Regions from separate parts of the Mus musculus genome. Here region 1 is linked to region 2. The links are chromatin loops, found by intact Hi-C in ENCODE. Cell type or tissue: gastrocnemius. All regions are shown on one strand. Each heading gives the region's core, and the rest is flanking DNA. Links, peaks and the distances in the headings are about the cores only.

Evidence for each region. A loop is a pair of places that touch in the nucleus more often than their neighbours do. Peaks named below come from ENCODE experiments on the same cell type or tissue, not always from the same donor. Only the 100,000 strongest peaks of a DNase experiment are listed, where the experiment ranks them.
Region 1: it touches region 2 in a loop (3-fold over the local background); 7 of 42 quality-filtered maps call a loop at or near these places.

What each region holds. Positions count from the first base shown.
Region 1 is chr4:99,765,294-99,768,047 of GRCm38, forward strand. Itgb3bp (integrin beta 3 binding protein (beta3-endonexin)) reads right to left here. Exons shown (of 9, transcript NM_026348.4): 9 at 2,113-2,283. Among named protein-coding and RNA genes, the nearest start is that of Alg6, 51 kb to the left of the region's middle. In gastrocnemius, for the core only: a CTCF peak has its summit at 1,687; a DNase peak (open chromatin) is centred at 1,673.
Region 2 is chr4:99,659,608-99,662,423 of GRCm38, forward strand. No RefSeq gene overlaps it. Among named protein-coding and RNA genes, the nearest start is that of Foxd3, 4.7 kb to the left of the region's middle. In gastrocnemius, for the core only: a CTCF peak has its summit at 1,583 (motif pointing right); DNase peaks (open chromatin) are centred at 823 and 1,588; H3K4me3 peaks cover 1,613 bases; H3K27ac peaks cover 813 bases.

The DNA of each region.
Region 1 (2,754 bases), core at 255-2,754, 110 kb after region 2:
AAGGTCATACCCACATAACTCATCACATTTGAAACCAACCCCCTTCTTAACCCTTTATTCTCTAATTCAGGGTACTTTATAAAATGTTTTGCCTTGCACCCTAGTTTTCAATGTTAGAACAATCTATATTACTATATTATTAACATTATATTTGAAGACATATCAGTAAGTATTCTTTATATTTTGCAGACAGATATAAAAAGAACCTTGCTTAAATAGTTCCTGAAAACCTAGAAGGCAGTTAGCTTGAATAGTTGAACTACTACTTAGTGCCAATGTCATGTATAGTAATAACTTAAAAAAATTAATATATCAATCTGAATTGTTTCTAATTGAAAAATGAGTTCTTTTTAACCTTGATTTTTGTTTCACATTTCCATACAAGACTTCTGTTTTCACAATGTCATAGAATCAAGTGACATGTTAGAGTATTTTTGCCAAACTGTAGTGCAAGTGCCAAGGCATTTCTTTCCTTGCAGCTCAGACCAGGTATAAACATTTTAGAAACCATGTTTTAGGGATGACTCCCCTCACCCCCATCCTGGCAGTACACATGTTGTAACACAAACACCAGAGAATCACACATCTAAGCTAATGCTTAAAAATATCTGGAAGGGACCATGTATTTGCCCTATAGTAAAGGTATTTTCTTTACATTCATTCTTGTTTGAATTTACTTCAAAACCAACTTATATTTAGATGTCAATATTGATAGTTCATTTCAGTGTTTCCTAAATGTATGAAATCTTAAGATGTTCACAATAATTTCCTCAGTAAGCATTGACAATAGTCCCTAGAATGGAACAATACACACCCAAGACACCAGTTCCTCAACACACTTCTAAATTTTCATTAACATAAAATAACCTGTAAATTAATAGGTAGCCGGAACTGTACATGGGAAAGCTGGCTGCTGGTTCACCTGGTTTATTGTGAATTCCAGTAAAGTATTTTACTCTAAAAAAAATAGAGACATAATTCTAGCCAGAAATGTTAAAAGTATATAGAAACATATGTGGTACAGAGTATATAAGTCAAGACTCCTGTACTGCAAGGCTTACATTAGAGAGTGAAGGAGAAATGTATTATTTACATTGAGATTAGCTACTGGTGTGTGCCGAAAGTTTAAATTAGCTGCAAGAAATTTTATCTAGACTTGCACCTGCCTAGTGCTCGAAGTTGGTATTTACTGGGCAGATTAATTACACACGTTCTTCTGTGCCTTTAAATATGATCAGGCAGATGCAGGCACTGTTCATAGTGAGCGCATTTCTTCTAAGTGCCTTTGGGATAGAGAGTTATTACATCATCACAAATTTCCAAATTAACATACATCTCATACATCACTTAAGGAGTGATTTAAATGTTATTTGCTATGTAATTTGGTCCTTGCTTTAGACGTTGATAAGCTCCCATTTGCTTATTTTTGAGTCTTCTGAGCAAGGTTTACCTTCACAAATTCATCTGGCTATTCTGACAGCATTCTTTACTTTGTGTAAAGAAATATGAGAAACCCATTTGAGAGAATTTTGATACTCCAGTGTGACCCACTGAAAACACAATTTAGATGCCTTTGTCTACATGCCTTAAGGGGCTTCCAGCAGGTGCTTCCTTCAACAGCTGCCAAGAAGCAGGGTGTGGTGACTATGACAGATTCCTATTCACTGTGTCCAACTGGGGACTCCTAGTGGTGACAGGGAATCTCATTTAGACTTAGGAGCACTGTGTCAGGGAAGATAGTGGCAACTGCGGACTGAAACCTTCCTGCAAGCATGTGGCTCTTTCCTTTGTTTTCAATCAGCTGTTAGAAATCATGCACAGTGGTGAGCTTGGGGGATGGCTATGTGTGGGAACCTGCATTTGATTGCTAGAACACATATGAAGCCAGACAGAGGCAGTAGCACGCACATAGGCTCCCAGTCCTCACTGGAAGCTCACAGGCCAGCTAAATTGGTGTATATATTTGAACAAGAGACCTTGTCTTAATATAGAAAACACACTGATACCTGAGGTTGTCCTCTGAGCTCCATACATATGCCATGGTAAATATATACCTGAACTCATAAGCATACATACAGGCATATACACAGATTTTTGCACACAAAGGCAGCACACGGTGGATGCCTTTATTTTTTTCCTATTTAGAATACTCAGCATATCGTCTTTTAAGAAAGGTTGCAAATGTGACAGTCTTTCACTGACTCTTTACTTCAGGCTGGTCTGCATTCTTACGGCTTGACTAGTATCCAGGTAGGTTGACAGTTGTCAGACTTGAAGGTAACACTATAAAGGAGAAAAAGCTCTCATTAAAATGTTATCATAAAGGAGATACTAGATAGGCTAATCGTTCAATTTACTCTTACAAAGTAGTATCGCAATCCCCACTTACAGTCACATAGGAAATGAACCTAGGGCATGTACAGGGTCATAACTAGGTAGTAGAGATGGCATTGAACATCTTTGGATTTTAAAAAGCTATTTTTTTCTTATACCAGACACTACACTACAAAAAAAAAAAGTTTTCATTAGTCAACTCTGGTTGTTGGGAGAATTACTGAAAAATATTTTGAGGTCATATCCAGGACCAAGCAGAAAACTTGGTAAGATTTCTGTTATGGTACAACAGGTAGTGGCAGTACCCCTCCTTCGTGGTAACCACACATTCTAAGGCATTCTTGAGACACTTGCTGTCTTACACTCTCTGCTGCTGAGCCATCTGACTGTCTGAGCCTGACAACTGTCCGTGTTGCCTGA
Region 2 (2,816 bases), core at 303-2,802:
ACCCTCAAACGGCATCAATTCTAATTATTTTGTAATTAATTAGCTGTTACAATTACTTATGCGAAATCAGTTTTTAACTCCGAAATCATAGGTAGCAGCGATGTCAATTCCACCCTGCGAGCGTCTTGTCGGTAAAACCCAGCAATGTCAGCAGTCGTGTCCACTCCTCGCTTCCCACTCGGAAGCCGAGCCTTTTTCTCGGCGGCCGGCGTGGGCTTGGGGGTCGCTCTGAAAGACACTTCCTCGCATATACCGACTCTGTTTTCCTGGTAAATGATAAATGCTGTGTCCTGAGTAAACATTCCGCCGAAAGCGGAGTCTTAAAATAAAACAGGCTGCTGGGGTGAGAGTTTTTAACTTGATAAACAACCCGATAATGAGCCCTGCTGAAGAAGCTACTGTAACGTTCGGCGAGGAGAGCTTTACTTCGGGCGGGTCCCTTCTAATCTCCTTTTACAAGGAAAACTAAACGGATCTAAATTGGTTTGTGCGTTGCAGCTATAAAAGTCACAAGTTGTTTCACAGTTGTGTCTGGCTAATCGGTTTTTACACAAACAGCAAATGGTACACGATTTGTGCAAACACACAGAGGTTACTTCTAAATTTAGCTGGCACCCCTGGGAAAAGAGAAAGGCAGGGCTTCTTGAATTCACTTTTAGCCTCAAGAAGCTGCTGATCCAAGGCTTCTAAATGACATTGGATAACAGGGGCCTCATTCCATCCCTGATCCTTTGTTACTTATAAAATTACTCGCTCATATTTCCGCGCATAGCAGCAATACCGGCCGAGCCTGAGCACGCAGCCTGACACTCGGACACAAGCTGCCGCTTGAGATCTGCAGTGCCTTTTCCAGCGACGCATTAGGCAGCGCGGTGTAGAAACCACGGCAACTTTCCTTCCAGCCACTTTCGCTCTATCAACAACAGCCTCTTCCCCGTGTAGTTAGAGGATGGGACATCTCATGCCCAAACACCAGCGGCCAGTGTTTATTGAAAGTCCTGATGTAATACCGGGAAAGTAGAGCCCAGCCATACCCTTGGAAAAGAATTGAGCTTACGCTGTTTAAATGGTGAAGATTTAGAGAAGACGATGAAATTTTTTTTTTAAATGTAGATAAATGTACTCAAGCACTTAGTAGGTTGGAGCAAGCTTTAAACACAGGTTTGATGTTTTTAGACACGCGATAAAAGGTGATGAAATCCCTCTAAAACTGGGATTTTAAAACAGTGCGATTGCCACCTGCTTTTTATTACAGCTTTAAAAAAAGAGAAATTAAAAGAAAAAAAGGGAATAAATAAAGGACACAGGTTGGGTATAAAGGAAAGATGCTAGCCTTTTAGTTACACTCCGATTTAAGCATTCATTCTTCGCTTCCTCAGGCAAGGATTTCCAGACATTCAATTCACTCTCGAAGCCTGGGACTCCTAGTGTGACCTCGGGGTGGAGTTCCCAAGTAGGCCTCTCACCCAGTCCCTTGCGGGAATGTAGGGAGGATTCTGAAGGTTCAGGGGAAAAAAAAAAAAAAAAAAAAAGTGAAATGCTCATACTAGCTGAGCGGAATGTAGCTGCGATGGCGGATGTGGCCTGTAGGGGGCGACGAACAGATGGAAAACTCCCGAGCTGTTTTTGAAGCTCCAATGCCAGACCTAAACCCCTCGCCCCCAACCCCTCCCCAGACCTTTTCCTAGCCAGGCTCTGAACCAACCCCCCCTGACACCATCCTTCATTCTCAGGTCCTGGAACTACTAGGTCGAATCTCTGAGAAGCTGCTATCCTTGGCCGGTGTCCTGAAAGGGATAGGGTCTGGAGGCGAATTTGTCCTAGAAATTATGAAACAGTGAAATTTAGTGATGAGAAAACACTGTCTCGGAAGCAACTAAGAATTATATTTGAAGTTATTTATTTTACACGACTTTATGGGAAGAACCTTAGTAGCGAAGAGAGCACGGAAAGCGGGGGGGGGGGGGGGGGGAGGGGGGAGGCGGAGGGGGTGCGTTTTAAAGCAAGTGCCGTGAGAACTGACCCGAAGAGAATGAACTGAAAGAAAGCCAGCTACAGAGACATGAGTCTATGCAACTCCACCTGTGTCCCGGGAGGTGCAGGCTACAGCAGGATCCAAATAGTTGGGGTGGGATGGGGGTGGGGGAGGCAGCAAGGTGAGAGAGGCCTCTCAGAAGGCATTCCAACCAGGTATATCCTTTAACTTTGGCCAAGCAGCCTGTGTTTTGATTTTGGTTTTTTTAAATCTCCCAAATTGTTTGATTCTACCTGCAGAATTAGGTTTGTGTTAGTTGAGGGCGGGGGGGGGGGTGTATAAACTGTGAAGTGCCCCACGGTCACACCGATCTCTCTCCTTTTCCCGCCCCCATGGTCTCTAGACAGAGGAACAACGCTGCTCTAAACACCCAGGTGTTCGCCTTGGTTTTGAGCGTCTTGATTTCATATGTGCAAGAGTTTTCCAGGATGGGTCACAGAACCAGTCCCAGCACCCTGTGGCAGCTCAGAGTGGCTTGTCCAAGATTCCAGTCTCAAATCGTCCTGGACGCCTGTGCTCTGGGAGGAGAGTACCCACCCTCAGATCCACACCGCTGAGGGGCTATAGTCTCCTTTCCTACTAAAGAGGTTGCTTCCATTAACTAACCTGGGCAAGTTGGGAAATGGAAGACCTGCGCTGACAGAAACCCATTAGCTCCAGGCCTAGCTTCGGAGGCGAGTTGAAGATAATCACATCGCAAAAACGCCTAAAAAGACCACCCTCCTTCGTCGCCCTCTAACTGTTGGCTGGGTGGCACCTACAGCCACTTATTCTCCACCGC